Linked DNA regions of Homo sapiens: regions 1, 3, 4 and 5 are each linked to region 2. Evidence: chromatin contacts called from ENCODE Hi-C or POLR2A ChIA-PET data. All regions are on one chromosome and are shown on one strand. Each heading gives the region's core, a stretch centred on a gene start or an enhancer-like site at or near the end of the contact. The rest is flanking DNA. Distances are from core to core; before and after follow the strand shown.

Region 1 (2,743 bases), core at 146-2,645, 310 kb after region 2:
ATGCTTAATCATTATCCTATGCATGTGTATGTATGTGTATATGATGAAAATAGAGCCATACAGTTTCTAAATGTATATAAAGGCTGCATATCTGCCAGATTGCTCTCAAGATGGTTGGACCAGCTACGCCTCCACCAGCAGCACCCGCTTCCCTGTATTCTGCAACATTTAAAAAATAGTCATTAACAAAAATGTCTTTGCCCATTTGGTGAGAAATGACTCTCGTTGCTATTTGCATTTCTCTGTTGAGCCTCCCATGGAGCCGCTGGCTGCGGGGGATGAGTGGGAGCCGCCAACTGCCCTGCTGTGTCTCCCTCGCTCTTCATGCTTTGGGACAGCTTTCTTGTCATAGGTGGCAGATGCTTTTTCCCAGTATTTAATTTGCTTTTAAGTATTTTCAGAAGGATTTTTTGTAGTTTCATTGTTTAAATATTTAAATCGTTAAATATAATGTATTTCAGCATAAAGTGAGCAGCTTGAATCTAACTTTGTTCTGGACAGTTATTTATCCAATTGTTCCAACATTGTTTACTCATTTGGAGACGGAGTCTCACTCTGTCGCCAAGGCTGGAATGCAGTGGCGCAGTCTCGGCTCACTGCAACCTCCGCCTCCTGGGTTCAAGCGATTCTTCTGCCTCAGCCTCCCTAGTAGCTGGGACTACAGGCACCCACCACCATGTCCAGCTATCTTCTTAAATATTTCAGGGTCTAGGTTCTTTAATGTAAACATGTTTTGCCACATTTTACCTTTTGACCACTTCTCTGTGTCTTAAGATATTTACGTGTACCTTCCATTTTTCTCATTGCCATAGGAGAGATTCACCCAGGATACACAACCTCACTATATCTATTCACCCCGTGAAATGACTAGGTGGGTGAGAGGCATCTTTGAAGCGCTGAGACCTCTGGAGACCCTGCCTGTTGAAGGCCTCATTCGGATTTGGGCACATGAAGCTCTGCGTCTCTTCCAAGATAGGTAAGGGAAGCCGAGGATCCAGTTGGTCCCATTCTCCCCTGCTCTGAGTTCTTACAGCTGTCGAAGCTGGGGTCTTTGCAGGGGTGGTCTGCCTAAGTTAGAGCCAGGTGGTGCCAGTGGTGGAAGGAGCAGAGTCAGCCAGGGCAGCCTCCCGTCTGGACACTGGTCACAGTTGCCCCAGGGTAACAAAGTCACAGTGCGCTGAATGCACCGGCTGGCCCACCACTGTCTGCTTACACAAGGCACTTTCATAAACCTTGTGGCTGTGAACAGGGTACTTTTTTTTTTAAAGATACATCATAGAAGTCAAAAAACGGGGCACTTTAATAAACCTTTTAAACTGTCAGGTGGGACCACAAAAGGTAGCAGCTGCCTGTGATAACCTTACCAGAGCACGGGTTCACTGCTGAGTTAAAAGGTCTCCCAACAACTGCCCAGTGTGCGTGTTCCGTAACCACCACCCCTCTTCCTGTTTCTCAGTCTGTGTTCTCATCAAAGGCTTTGCAGCTGCAGCTCTGGGGCACTGGTTTTCTCTTTTACCTGTTGCCCACTTGGATCAATTCTTGTCTTGTAAGTTTTGAGTTTTTCTAGTTAAGTGACCAATACTTAAGGGAAAAAATTGCTAACGGATGACTGATCGGCATCAACTGTGGAAGGTTTTGTGGTTTGAATTGCAGTAAGATGACTTGGCAGATGGTTCCCTCCAGACTAAGAAATGCTTAAGTGTTTGGCAGCTGTGCCTCTGGACCAGGTGTCATCCTGCAGTTTTTCCTGTCATTACTGTACAAGGAGTCTCAGAATACTGCCTAGTTGTAATCACTGGGTTTCCAACCCGAGTCCTTGGCATTCTTGGGCAACACCGGGTACATTACTGACAGCCACTGTAAGAGATGAGCAGGCAAGGCAGAGTGCAGAGTATGTTGGCTGTGGCAGCCCTGTTTTTATTTCTTATTGGAGTTCTGCTGCTTTTTAAACAGTCTTTTGTTATTGTTGCTATGTCAGCTACCTTCACTCTCCCCTTTTCAATTAAAAAAAAATTGGCTGGGCATAGTGGTTCACATCTATAATCCCAGCACTTTGGAAGGTCGAGGCAGGAGGATCATTGAGCCCAGGAGTTCAAGGCCAGCCTGACCAACATAGTGAGACCCCCATCTCTACAAAAAATAAAAAATTAGCCAGGTGTGGTGACGTGTACCTGTAGTCCCAGCTACTTGGGAGGCTGAGACAGGAAGATCGATTGAGCCTGGGAGGCTGCAGCTACAGTGAGCCATGATCGTGCCACTGCATTCCAGCCTGAGTGACAGAGCAAGACCCTGTCTCCCACAATATAGTTTTCACAGATTTCTAGTACCACAGAGAATTTTGTTTAAATTCAAATGTCGCAACAGCAGTTGTGCTTACAAATTCAGATTGGCTTCAGTAAGTATATACCTGCCTTCACTAGACCCTCACCTGGTAGCCTGCATAGGAGATCTTACAGTCAGCTTCTCAAAAGGTCCTCACACAGCAGCGCAGTCACAGTCTCGCCTGCTTGCCTTGTAGTAAGTCTTACACCTCTAAAACTACACACATCACAGTTCCCATTTCTTTTTTCTTTTTCTTTTTTTTTTTTTTTTTTTTGAGACAAGAGTCTCGCTTTGTCACCCAGGCTAGAGTGCAATGGCATGATCTCAGCTCACTGCAATCTCCGTCTCCTGGGTTCAAAGCAATTCTTGTGCCCCAGCCCCCAGAGTAGCTGGGATTACAGACATGTGCCACCACGCCTGG
Region 2 (2,848 bases), core at 67-2,566:
GTGACAAAAGAAGGCAAAATGTTAACGTGAAGAATTATGAGAGATTATTTGGGCATCTCATTTTTCCGTGGATTTGGACATTTTTGTCCAGTCCCCAGAGGTGACAGTGTGGCCTCTATGGCTGCCCCGTGCTCTGTGACCGGCGCATATTCACCACGGGTGAGCCCCTCGAGCTGGGCCCTGGGGAGAGAGAGGGCGGTGCCCAAGCCAGGACCCTGCGGGCCGGGGCTGGAGGAGGCGCAGGTCCCGGCGTCCATGTGCAGCCCTGCGGCCGGGGCGCGAGATCTCCCCGCAGGCGGCCGCTCCCCGCCAGGGGCTTCCGGGAGCAGCCGAAGCCTGAACCTGGACGAGCCGCGACCGCAGCCGGCGGGGGGTGCCGTCCTCCTCGCCCTCCCTGGAGCCCGGCCCTGGGCCCACGCCGTGCCCCGAGCCTCCTCTGCGGCCCGCCCCCAGTTCCCCCGGTCCGCCGCGGCCGGGCATGGGGAGGTGAAGGCCTCCGTGGGGTGACAGGGGGCGCGGGGCCGCTTGTCCCCAGCGCAGGAGGAGCCGGGACCCGACGCGCACCCTCCGGCCTGCTGGAGGCTGAGCCGCCGCAGGGAAAGCACGTGGGTGAAGGGCCCAGCGCGGCGGTTCCTTGAAAAAGCGGGAGCCTGGTCTCAGCTGGGGCCTGGGGCCTGCCCCGCCCATGCAGGGGTCGCGGGAGCAGGGGCTCGGCCTCCTTCCCAGGCCGTGGCGGCGCCGCCCCGGAGGCAGGGACAGGGGCGAGCTCCCGCTGAGCCGCACTTCCTGGGCGAGGCCGCTGCAGGCAGCGCCGGAGGCACGTGCCCCGAGGGCCTCCTCTTCTGCCCCAGCTTGACAGGCAGCCCTGGGAGGAGTGAGAAGCTGCTGGCGCCGGATTCCTGCCCCTAACTCCCTTCAGGAGGAAATTCATGAGGCCCAGGCCAAGAGAGGAGGCTTCCCGGCAAAAAGGGAAGGGCTGGGCAGGGGCAGCAGGAACCACGGCCCGAGGGGTGAGAGCTTCTGGGCTCTGAGAGCCTGACCCTGACTTCCCTTGGCCCGTGGACATGACCTCTCCAGGTCAGATTCCTCCTCCGCAGAATGGAGGGGATGGTACTGGCAGGAGGTTGTACCGACCTCGCAAGGCCATCTCGAGGGCTCGAGGAAAGGCCTACCACGCATGGCCCGTGGACAGAGCTGGTAAATATTGGCTGTCACTAAGTTCAAGGCCGCAGGGAACATGGCAGAGTGACCCAGGTGTCAGCACAGGCCTTGTGCATGAGGAAGCGCTAGGGGAAGGGAAGGAGACCTCTACACCCACTGCCTGCACACCCTGGGACAGGACTCCAGAAGTCCCCGCCCAAATCCCCCTCCATCTCCCCCTCTAACCTAAGCCCCAGGTGCTGTGCCGTATCCCCAGCACCCAGCACAGTGCCTGGCACACAGCATGACTGCCCACAGGGGCAGGGGCTGCAGAGAACCCGCAGGGATACAGCCGACCTGCAGGCCCAGTAACAACTAGGTTTTTAAAATCCAGAATGAGGCTCTGCGGTTCACCTGGAGACATGAAGACTGGGTCTGGCGCCACACACACACAGCAGGGTCTGTGGTCTCCGTTTCCAAGGCCCCCGAATCCCTGGCAGTCCCCAGCCCAGCTGCAGCAGGGACCAGCTTCCTTAGCTGGACCATGATCCCCCTCGAGCATTAGAGACAGGAGCTAGTTCTGAAGAGCCCGGGACAGGTGTAGTGAAGATGCCTGTCCCGTGAAATCCTCCCCTTTAATGAGGAGGCTGCCTACCGCCGGGGCCAAGGAACTGAAATGGAGCAAGAAGGGGCCGCAGGCAATTCACCACCAGCAGGGCCTGTGAGTCCTTGAGCCCCGCATAAAAAAGTATCCAGCTTGGCGCAATCTAAGGTGTAATTGTACCATTTGGTCACCAGAGGGCGCTCAATAATCATCTTTGCTTTTAGTATCGCAAATTACGCAGCAGAAAACTTCCTGCCCATTCAGCACACGCAAGCCACTGTTGCATGTTTCTTGTGTCAGCTCAAGTAATTCTCACAACCAGCCATGAAGTATTTGTTGTTGCCCTTACACAGCCGAAGAATCTGAGGTTCAGAGTATTTGAGTAATTTGGCTGAGGTCACACAGCAGTGACTCTTAGAGGCAGGACCAAGCCCAGGTCTTGTCTCCAGAGGCTGCACTGTGCACCCCCATACTGCTTCCTGTTCGACCTGTATGATACTGCATGCATTTAAGTTCATGTTCTAGCAAAATATCTCCCTGTATAAGGTGCCAAACTTTTATTTGAAGTGCTAGGGGTGCACACAGTGCAGCACAGAGGAAAGTCCTTTGTTTCGTCCCAGGAGTTTGGGTCTGACCCTGTAGCAGGGTGTGCTTGTGCCGGCTCACAAGCAGACTATTACAGTGCAGGGTGTGTAGTAGGACCCTCTGGGCTCCCTCATCCCCACCAGTGCTCACATGCTCCTGATCACCAAGGACAGCCGTCCTGGACCTCCCCAAGTCGTCATGCAGGCCATCTGGGAAGGGAATATGCCCAGGAGCTCCGCCTCTGAGCTGTTGGAAATGCATGCCCCAGGGTGGGCTCAGAGAGCAGGCAAACACACAGGGTATTGTCCAGGTGACGGAGGGGGTCCTGGGCCCTATCTGGGGGCTGCTGTAGGGTTAGCAGCTGAGAAAGGGCCTCACAGCTCTAGCCAAGGAGTCTTCCCTATTCACCCAAATCTGGAAGTTTCATATGGTTCTGGAGACCCGGCTCTGAGAGGACCCCAGCTCCAGAGGGCGGAGGCCACATTTGCATCCCCCGGCTTTGCAAAGCCCTGCCACATA
Region 3 (2,914 bases), core at 92-2,591, 480 kb before region 2:
TGCAGACCACCCTGTAGGGGCGTCAGACACAGAGCAGCTTACGCGGAGGCCTCTCTCAGAATGGCCGCAGCAGGTCACACAGTTAGTGTCTCAAAGCCCTGCAGAGCTCTGAATGCAGGTTTGGGGACTGGAGATGACCTTCGAGGCTGGCCCCTGAGTGAGGGGAACAGCAGTGCTGGATTCAGGAAAATCTCCCCGGGAACCCAAGTGGGGAGCACAGACTCAAGAGGGAGCGACCAGAGCCCCGGCCGTCCATCCATGGTGGTGTGAGGGGAAAGGGAGGGGAACCAGATGGGGCCACATGGGCCATCTTGTGGGATAATATTTCAAAGACAAATCTCCATTGCTGACCGCAGCGTTTCTCAAAATTCAAGCACTGGAGGACCCCGGAGAACGGAGCTGCAGAACCGCCGGGTCTGTGCGAACCGCGGGGTCTGTGCGAACCGCGGGGTCTGTGAGAACCGCGGGGTCTGTGCCGCCTGGTGGGGAGCGCTGAGCGCTGATTGGTGTTTGGGAGGATGTCTCTCAGCTAGGATTCAGCCTTGCAGAAGGGAAGTGTGATGTCTGGGCAAAGGATTCAGCACAGGCGCTATCCCAAATATGCATTGCCTGTGGCCCAGTCTCCGCCCGAGGCGTCCTCAGAGAAACACAGTCAATCCGAGGAACAAGGTGACAAAGTAACTCCCGTCTGCCGGTGTCCCTGGAGGAGCCCCCAGGGCTCTGGCTCCCAGCCCACCAATTCCTTCAAACAACTTCCTTTTCTTGCCAGGAATTTCACATTTCTCAACGCCTCTGGGGCCTCACAGCCCCCACCCCATCTCACTGGTTGCCCCCCAGCCCTCTGGGAGGCCAAGTCCTCGTGGCCTTAGATCTGGGTCTCTCTCCATCCTGACTTCCCTCCAGGAGAGGGGTCTCGGGGTCCAGGCCTCACCCACCGACGGTCCAGGCCACTCATTTCCTGGGCCTTCCTTGCTCTCTGCAGAAAGACACAGAGGGCCCAGCAACTGCGTTTCACTGTTTCTCTCTCTAAAAAATGAAAAATAAAAATAAAAAACTTAAAATTCATGGGGAACTTCAGGTAAATAAAATAACCAGCGTCATTCTGGTGAATGTGTGTGGCGTCTGCCAGCGTGCTCACGTCAAGACGATGCCTCTATGGTGCAGACTCACGTCTGTGGAGCCCCAGGCTTCAGGGCCAGAGCCTGGGAAGCCTCCTAGGCTGACTCCCAAGGCCCCCTGTGCCCTGCAGCTCTGCCTTCTGCCCACTGGGAGTTCCCCAGGACTGCCCAGCAGCTCACATTGGCCTCTGTGTGCAGTCTTCTCTGTCTAGAATGCTCCCTGCTCCCCAAAGCCCACTTGCCTGGCAAGCGCTTTCCACTGTCCGGCAGCCCTCCCTGGCCCTCCCCTGCCCTTGCCCAGAGACCTTGGCCCTGGTCTCCCTCTGGGCAGCTCCTCCCTTCCTTGCGTGCTCCTGGGTAGCTATCCCCTCGCTCCTCCCCTAGGTGTAACATCTTCACGGCTGTCCGTCTCTAAACACGAGCCTCCAGACTACGGATACGTCTGGGTTCTCATCCCAGCTAAGCTATTATTACCTTCCTGTACAACAGGAAAGGTTCCCTTGTCCCTCTCGCAGGGCGTGCGATGGGGATGTGACTCGCTCCATCAGTGCCCTGCTGCCCAAACCTCTAGGGGAGCACACAGAGGGCAGGTCATGGGGGTCCGACCCCATGGCCGCGTCTAGGGGTGAATGTTTACAGCTGAAACCCCAGTGGGTGTGTGTTACAGGTACTCTCTTAGTTTGCCTTTGTTAACCAGCTCAATTAGACCCTCCACCTTGAGGCAAGGACAGAGGGCTTTGTGCATCCAGGGTTCTTGCCTTGGTGTACTGGAAGAATTGAATCACACCTGGGCTTGGAGAATAAGTGTAACGTTTTATTGAGTTTTATTAAGGTTTTATTGAGTTTTATTTATAGCTCTCAGCCCATGGGGGAGCCAGAAGGGAGACGGTTTTCCCCTGGAGTTGGGCTGCTGGCGGCCCCGGCTCTCCCCTGACTGCCCCAGCCAAACTCCGACTCGTCCCTCTGGTTCAAGGGCCTGCGGGTGTGCCGGGGCTTGTCGCTGTGCTCTCCCGCCGACGTGCCCCCTCCGCAGCCTCGCCCCCTCCGCAGCCTCGCCCCCCCCCCGCAGCCTCGCCCCCCCCGCAGCCTCGCCCCCCCCGCAGCCTCGCCCCCTCCGCAGCCTCGCCCCCCACCCCGCAGCCTCGCCCCCCCCGCAGCCTCGCCCCCCCCCGCAGCCTCGCCCCCCCCCGCAGCCTCGCCCCCTCCGCAGCCTCGCCCCCTCCGCAGCCTCGCCCCCTCCGCAGCCTCGCCCCCTCCGCAGCCTCTCCATGACCAGACCAGCCGCTTGGTGTCTCCTTCCGCGGCCGATGTGCTCTTCTCCTCCTCTGGCCCGCTAGTGTCTTGAGGGTTTGTATAGGCCCAGGATGGAGGCGAGGCAGTCCAGGGTGGTCTTGGTAAATGCAGCATATGGGCAGGAAATGCCTGTCCTCATCTAGGTCCGTGGGGGTGGAGCCCCGGCCAGGGATCCGCCTTTCTCTACCCAGCACTTCCCTTCCCTGCTTCCGTATCGTTTAAAGGGACCACGCTCTTCCCTTCCCAGCACTCCTGTATCATTTGTGCCTGCTTCCAAGTCTGTGAAATGGGGATAGAGGTGTGATTGTGGATAAGATGGGGTCACCCCAAGGAAGGGCTCAGCGAGGACAAGGGCACAGGGAGGGTGTGAGGACCTCATCCCATGCAGGGACTTGCAGGTGTGTGAGCCTTGGCCCTTTCTGAGGCTGAGCTGACCATCAGTGCCCTGTCTAGGGCACCATGCCTAGGCCTGGGCTGTGGTGGTGCCCACCCTAACCTGTGCA
Region 4 (2,700 bases), core at 53-2,552, 340 kb after region 2:
AGATCAACCCCAAGGTGGGTGGTTGAAGGAGTGGAGACGTTGCAGGCTGGCCTGGCACTGTGCTGTCGGCACGTGTGTGGTGGAATTGAACAGGCGCCCTCATCCACACCCGAGCATAACTGGAACGGCGCTCTCCCTTAGGTGCCTGTGAATCTGCTCCGTGCGGGCCGCATCTTTGTGTTCGAGCCACCGCCAGGGGTGAAGGCCAACATGCTGAGGACGTTCAGCAGCATTCCCGTCTCACGGATATGCAAGGTAAGTACCTTGTCCTCCTGGTATGCTTTCCCCATAGAAGCTAAAGCCCAGTCCCATCACCAAATGCAGAAGTGGGTCCCTGGGCCCCCGGAAGTGCCGTGTGGTGAACTGCACAGCTGCTTTTGCTTTTCAGCTGTAGGTAAAATTTCCTTCCATGGCCGGGCACCGTGGCTCACACTGGTAATCCTAGCACTTTGGAAGGTCGAGGTGGGAGGATCACTTGAGCCCAGGAGTTCAAGACTGTCTGGGCAGGCCAGGAGTGGTGGCTCACGCCTGTAATCCCTGCACTTTGGGAGGCTGAGGTGGGCAGATCACTTGAGGTCAGGAGTTCAAGACCAGCATGGCCAACATGGTGAAACTCCGTCTCTACTAAAAATATAAAAAATTAGCCAGGCGTGGTGGCGTGCGCCTATAATCCCAGCTACTGGGGAGGCTGAGGCAGGAGAATCGCTTGAACCCAGGAGGCAGAGGTTGGCAGTGAGCTGAGATCACATCACTGCACTCCAGCCTGGGCGAAAGAGCAAGACCCCGTCTCAAAAAAAAAAAAAAAAAGACCTGTCTGGACAACATAGTGAGATCCTGTCTCTATATAAAATTTCCTTCCTTTGAGCAGGTTGAAAAGTAAAAGCCATGTTTGATTATGGGGTGTGATGAGGTCCCAGAGGAGCAGAGATGCCCACGGAGAAGCTGGGACTCAGAGTTGTGTCCCCAGGTGGCAGGCAATCTCCTCTCCCCCAGCACAGGCCCCCAAGACCAAACAGAGCCCTCCCAGGCGCCAAGTGAAGACCGAAACTCTTGGGCGAGAGGAGGGGGATTGTGGCAGGGGTTTCGTTCTGTCAATTCTGTTCTATTTTGTGCCACATTCACGTTTTCTGACATTCTTAGAAACTCTGTCTTCTCTAGATTTCTTACTGGCTGAATAAATTCTGATGGTCTCATTGGATGACACGTCTATTAATAGAAAAGTTGGCATACTTTTCTCCTAGCAGCAGTACTCATGTGAATCTGCTGCCATCGTCAGGATGTGGAGAGCTCTTTGTAAAGCTTTGACTGACCTGGCATCTGCACTGTTCTTGGCGAAGTGCTGTTTTCTAATGACTCTGTGCTTGGTCACTTTCCTCACCAGTCTCCCAACGAGCGTGCCCGCTTGTACTTCCTGCTGGCCTGGTTTCATGCGATCATCCAAGAACGCTTACGATACGCACCACTGGGGTGGTCAAAGAAGTATGAATTTGGAGAGTCTGACCTGCGGTCAGCTTGCGATACGGTGGACACGTGGCTGGATGACACGGCCAAGGCAAGTGTGGGCCATGCCAGGACAGACAGTGGACGTGTATCTGGGAAGGATGCTGCAGGGCGTGGTGCTGAGAGGCCAGACTCTGCGTGGAAGAGCGAGCTGACCCCTCGTGACCGCCAAAGCCTAGCTGGCCATGGGGAGTGAGGAGGAAAGCTGTGCCCCTCGAAAGGAAGCCCCGGGCCTGCCCGCCTCTGACCACACACACGAACCCTGCTTTTCCTCCCCCAGGGCAGGCAGAACATCTCACCGGATAAGATCCCGTGGTCTGCACTAAAGACCTTAATGGCCCAGTCCATTTATGGCGGGCGCGTGGACAACGAGTTTGACCAGCGTCTGCTCAACACCTTCCTGGAGCGCCTGTTCACAACCAGGAGTTTCGACAGTGAGTTTAAGCTGGCATGCAAGGTCGACGGACATAAAGACATTCAAATGCCAGATGGCATCAGGTATGCTGCTGCCTGCTGGAATGGAGACAGTTGTGATGTCAGGGCGTCTGGTGTCACTCAGAGGTGACCCCTGACATCATTTCCAAATGCACTGGTTTTCTAGGCGAGAGGAGTTTGTGCAGTGGGTGGAGTTGCTCCCCGACACCCAGACGCCCTCCTGGCTGGGCCTGCCCAACAACGCCGAGAGAGTCCTCCTTACCACACAGGGTAGGCAACAAGGATCCTCCCCACACGCAGGGTGGGTGGCGAGGGTCCCCTCACGCGGGGTGGGTGGCGAGGGTCCCCACACGCAGGGTGAGTGTGCACTGCTGTCCCAGGGCCCTCCCTGGTTATGCTGGGTGTGGCTCTGTCAGCCTCGGCCTTCCTGCCAGTCTCCAGCTGCTCCTAGCTCCACTCCGAGGGGAGGCAGAGGAAAGAACTGGCTCTTCTCTGCAGCATCAACTCAGTTCTAGAGAAAAGGCTTGATATTTATGTAAATGAGCCTAGAAATAACATTTAGATGTTCATCTCATATTGAAAAGCAGTTACTGGCTGGGCACACTGGCTCACACCTATAATCCCAGCACTTTGGGAGGCCAAGGCGGGCAGATCACTCGAGGTTAGGATTTCCAGACCAGCCTGGTCAACATGGCAAAACCTCGTCTCTACTAAAAATACAAAAATTAGGTGAGCATGGTGGCAGGCACCTGTAATCCCAGCTAC
Region 5 (2,700 bases), core at 100-2,599, 270 kb after region 2:
CTGTGGTTTGAATGTTATATTTCACTTAATGTTCACAAGATAGTATAGAACTCGGTGTAAAACTTGGGAATTGGGAGGGTAACGCTAGTGAGCCGAGGGGATATAAACCCTGTGTATTAATAAATATGTGTGTCATTACTATTTGACAGACCTGAAATGATGGGATCTCTTTGGAGACCAATAGCACACTAAATGTTGAGGTATGAAATCTGTTTTTAGGGATGGTGATAAAATGGCTCCTTCAGTTGAAAAGAAGATTGCAGAACTCGAAATGGGACTCCTTCACTTGCAGCAAAATATTGAAATTCCGGAGATCAGCCTGCCGATTCATCCAATGATCACAAATGTTGCAAAACAGTGTTATGAGCGTGGAGAAAAGCCAAAAGTTACAGACTTTGGTGATAAGGTTGAAGACCCAACATTTCTTAATCAGTTACAATCTGGAGTTAACCGCTGGATCCGAGAAATTCAAAAAGTAAGAGCACAGGATTGAAAGTTATGTAAAATATGTTACTCTTTAATATCTTTGGGAAAACTGATCTGGATTTTGTAAGTGAGGTAAATTATGTGATAACTTGTTAGTGGTGCCGCCTCTTGGTCCTGGGACTGTCCAGTGCAGGACTAGCCTTGGTCTGGGTGGAATGGTCAGGGGACAGTGTGAGATTGCTTGAGTAGTCACCCTGATAGAGCATTAATCTCAGCAGTCGTATACCTTTGATTTCAAATCAAGCCACTTTTGATTTACAGGGAAGGAAATCTACTTGAAATATAAAAATTGAGTTGTAATGCATGTGTTTTGTTAACGATATCTATTCTACCTTGTTTAAATAGTGAATACCCTTGGGTGTTATTTTATTTTCAAAGGTGACCAAACTGGATCGAGATCCTGCATCAGGAACTGCCTTACAGGAAATTAGTTTTTGGCTAAACTTGGAACGTGCGTTATACCGCATCCAGGAGAAACGGGAGAGCCCGGAAGTTCTCCTGACTCTGGATATCTTGAAACATGGCAAGCGCTTCCATGCCACCGTCAGTTTTGACACTGACACAGGTAACAACTAGAACTAATAATCTGATCAGTAAGTTATTGATCTGGCTTTTACGAGATCTTACTTGATAATTTAAATGAAAACTATAGTTTTCACAGATGTACTGTCGTTTTTAACCATTTCCTTTCTTACATCACATCTTATCTTTCCCTCAGTTCCAAGTAATGAAAATTATTCTCCTACACACTTAGCTTTCCCCTTTCCCTTCAGGGGATTTAAGAACATGAAACAGTCTCTAGGTATGAGCACAGATTCCTTCTTGTTTCCCCACTGCTGGGCTCCATGAGTCATCTCCACGAGTCGGCTGTACAATTGGCACAAAGTCAGGTATGCTTTTGACAGGCCAGGCAAGAAGGTGGTTTAAGTGAAGCAGTTCTATTTGCCCAGAGGGTTGTGGAAAAAGAACTGGTCAGTACCACTTTCTCTTCCTCTTTTTACTTGCCCCTTTCTCTTCTTTGTCTTCCTCCCTATTCTGACAAGTGGCCAAAATGAATTTAGTTTTCTGAGTGGAGAACAGTGCCAGTGATGTTGTTTTTTGTTTTGTTTTGTTTTGTTTTTTTCTTTTTAAAATTTTTAAAATTTATTTTTTTTAAGAGATGGGATCTCACTTTGTTTCCCAGGCTGGAATGTGGTGGCATAATCATAGCTCACTGCTGCCTGGAGTTCCCAGGCTCAAGCCATCCTCTCACCTCAGCCACCCAAGTAGCTGGGACTACAGGGATGTACCACCATGTCCAACTAATTTTTGAATTTTTGTAGAAATGGGGACTTGCCACGTTGCCCATGCTGGTATCAAACTCCTAGTCTCAAGCAATCCTCCTGCCTTGGCCTCCCAAAGTGCTAGGATTACAGGTGTGAGCTACCACTCACAGTCATTATTACAATTATTTTTAAATTCTTTTAAAAACTTTGTAACTTGACTGAGCTGCATTAGCACGTACTAGGTCTACAATGTTTGAACACGAGGCATTATTAGGCATTTCTGTTCAACTCTGTGCTCACAAAAGACATGTTAGAACAAGTAATTAAGACAATAGCAGTTGTCATGTTCTCACTTCCCCCAAAAAACGTATGGTACCCACATCTTAAATGTTAGAGAAAATTGTAAGTAGAAACCTTCCGGTTACTTAGATCACATTGCACACATTACATGCGCATTCACTATGCTGAAATGTATACTTTGATTTTTTTAACACCTCTGAAACTTTTGTTTTTTTCCTAATACTTTTTTTGATCTTATGCCAAAGAAAGTCAATAAATAGATTAGGATCCAAGCACTTTCGTGATTCCATGTCCTTAGTTAGTAATATGTTCACCTAAATTAAGCCATGAATGTAAAACTTAAATTTTAATGTTTTCAAGGATAAAATTTTAGTTCTTCTAAACTTAATTGTTACTAATAAACGTTAAAATAATATAGAACAGGGGTCCCCAACCCCCAGACTGGTACTGGTCCGCGGCCTGTTGGGAACCAGGCTGTGCAGAAGGAGGCCAGCAGCGGCGAGTGAGCATTACTGCCTGAGCTCTGCCCCCGTCACATGAGTGGCGGCATTAGATTCTCATAGGGGCGCAAACCCTGTTGTGAACTGCGCACGCGAGGGATGTAGATTGTGCACTCCTTATGAGAATCTAATGCCTGATGATCTGTCCA

Evidence for each region. A loop is a pair of places that touch in the nucleus more often than their neighbours do. ChIA-PET counts read pairs that join two places held with the same protein, here RNA polymerase II (POLR2A). Pooled maps may share reads with other maps.
Region 1: a loop to region 2 is called in a map of naive thymus-derived CD4-positive, alpha-beta T cell, with 11 times the contacts of the local background. The contact joins two enhancer-like sites. A Hi-C loop is called at or near these places in 1 of 168 maps with a recorded cell type or tissue (naive thymus-derived CD4-positive, alpha-beta T cell) and 9 of 50 pooled maps. POLR2A ChIA-PET finds 5 or more read pairs at or near these places in 4 of 52 experiments (HEK293, OCI-LY7, activated B cell and 1 more).
Region 3: a loop to region 2 is called in a map of mesothelial cell of epicardium, with 29 times the contacts of the local background. The contact joins two enhancer-like sites. A Hi-C loop is called at or near these places in 1 of 168 maps with a recorded cell type or tissue (mesothelial cell of epicardium). POLR2A ChIA-PET finds 5 or more read pairs at or near these places in 1 of 52 experiments (activated T-cell).
Region 4: a loop to region 2 is called in a map of gastrocnemius medialis, with 21 times the contacts of the local background. The contact joins two enhancer-like sites. A Hi-C loop is called at or near these places in 9 of 168 maps with a recorded cell type or tissue (B cell, HCT116, PC-9 and 5 more) and 20 of 50 pooled maps. POLR2A ChIA-PET finds 5 or more read pairs at or near these places in 2 of 52 experiments (A673 and OCI-LY7).
Region 5: a map of PC-9 shows a loop between it and region 2 (11-fold over the local background). The contact joins two enhancer-like sites. A Hi-C loop is called at or near these places in 5 of 168 maps with a recorded cell type or tissue (B cell, GM12878, PC-9 and 2 more), 30 of 37 single-sample maps with no recorded cell type and 16 of 50 pooled maps. POLR2A ChIA-PET finds 5 or more read pairs at or near these places in 4 of 52 experiments (K562, activated B cell, activated CD4-positive, alpha-beta T cell and 1 more).

What each region holds. Positions count from the first base shown.
Region 1 is chr14:102,019,081-102,021,823 of GRCh38, forward strand. It overlaps DYNC1H1 (dynein cytoplasmic 1 heavy chain 1), which reads left to right. Exons shown (of 78, transcript NM_001376.5): 42 at 813-976. Among named protein-coding and RNA genes, the nearest start is that of DYNC1H1, 56 kb to the left of the region's middle. Within about 2 kb of position 1,396, at least 3 of the 41 ENCODE cell types and tissues checked have a DNase peak (open chromatin) inside an H3K27ac peak, as active enhancers do.
Region 2 is chr14:101,705,540-101,708,387 of GRCh38, forward strand. All of the region lies in intron 1 of LINC02320 (long intergenic non-protein coding RNA 2320), which reads right to left. Among named protein-coding and RNA genes, the nearest start is that of LINC00239, 23 kb to the right of the region's middle. RefSeq lists silencers at 204-263, 344-463, 474-743 and an enhancer at 2,150-2,848. Within about 2 kb of position 1,317, at least 27 of the 41 ENCODE cell types and tissues checked have a DNase peak (open chromatin) inside an H3K27ac peak, as active enhancers do; they include B cell, PC-9, dorsolateral prefrontal cortex and 2 more, where a contact is called at or near this core.
Region 3 is chr14:101,227,792-101,230,705 of GRCh38, forward strand. No RefSeq gene overlaps it. Among named protein-coding and RNA genes, the nearest start is that of LINC02285, 110 kb to the left of the region's middle. Within about 2 kb of position 1,342, at least 2 of the 41 ENCODE cell types and tissues checked have a DNase peak (open chromatin) inside an H3K27ac peak, as active enhancers do.
Region 4 is chr14:102,042,494-102,045,193 of GRCh38, forward strand. It overlaps DYNC1H1 (dynein cytoplasmic 1 heavy chain 1), which reads left to right. Exons shown (of 78, transcript NM_001376.5): 68 at 1-14; 69 at 142-255; 70 at 1,382-1,552; 71 at 1,781-1,998; 72 at 2,102-2,205. Among named protein-coding and RNA genes, the nearest start is that of HSP90AA1, 43 kb to the right of the region's middle. Within about 2 kb of position 1,303, at least 5 of the 41 ENCODE cell types and tissues checked have a DNase peak (open chromatin) inside an H3K27ac peak, as active enhancers do; they include dorsolateral prefrontal cortex, gastrocnemius medialis and heart right ventricle, where a contact is called at or near this core.
Region 5 is chr14:101,979,500-101,982,199 of GRCh38, forward strand. DYNC1H1 (dynein cytoplasmic 1 heavy chain 1) reads left to right here. Exons shown (of 78, transcript NM_001376.5): 4 at 220-475; 5 at 865-1,051. Among named protein-coding and RNA genes, the nearest start is that of DYNC1H1, 16 kb to the left of the region's middle. RefSeq lists an enhancer at 1,561-1,610. Within about 2 kb of position 1,350, at least 18 of the 41 ENCODE cell types and tissues checked have a DNase peak (open chromatin) inside an H3K27ac peak, as active enhancers do; they include B cell and PC-9, where a contact is called at or near this core.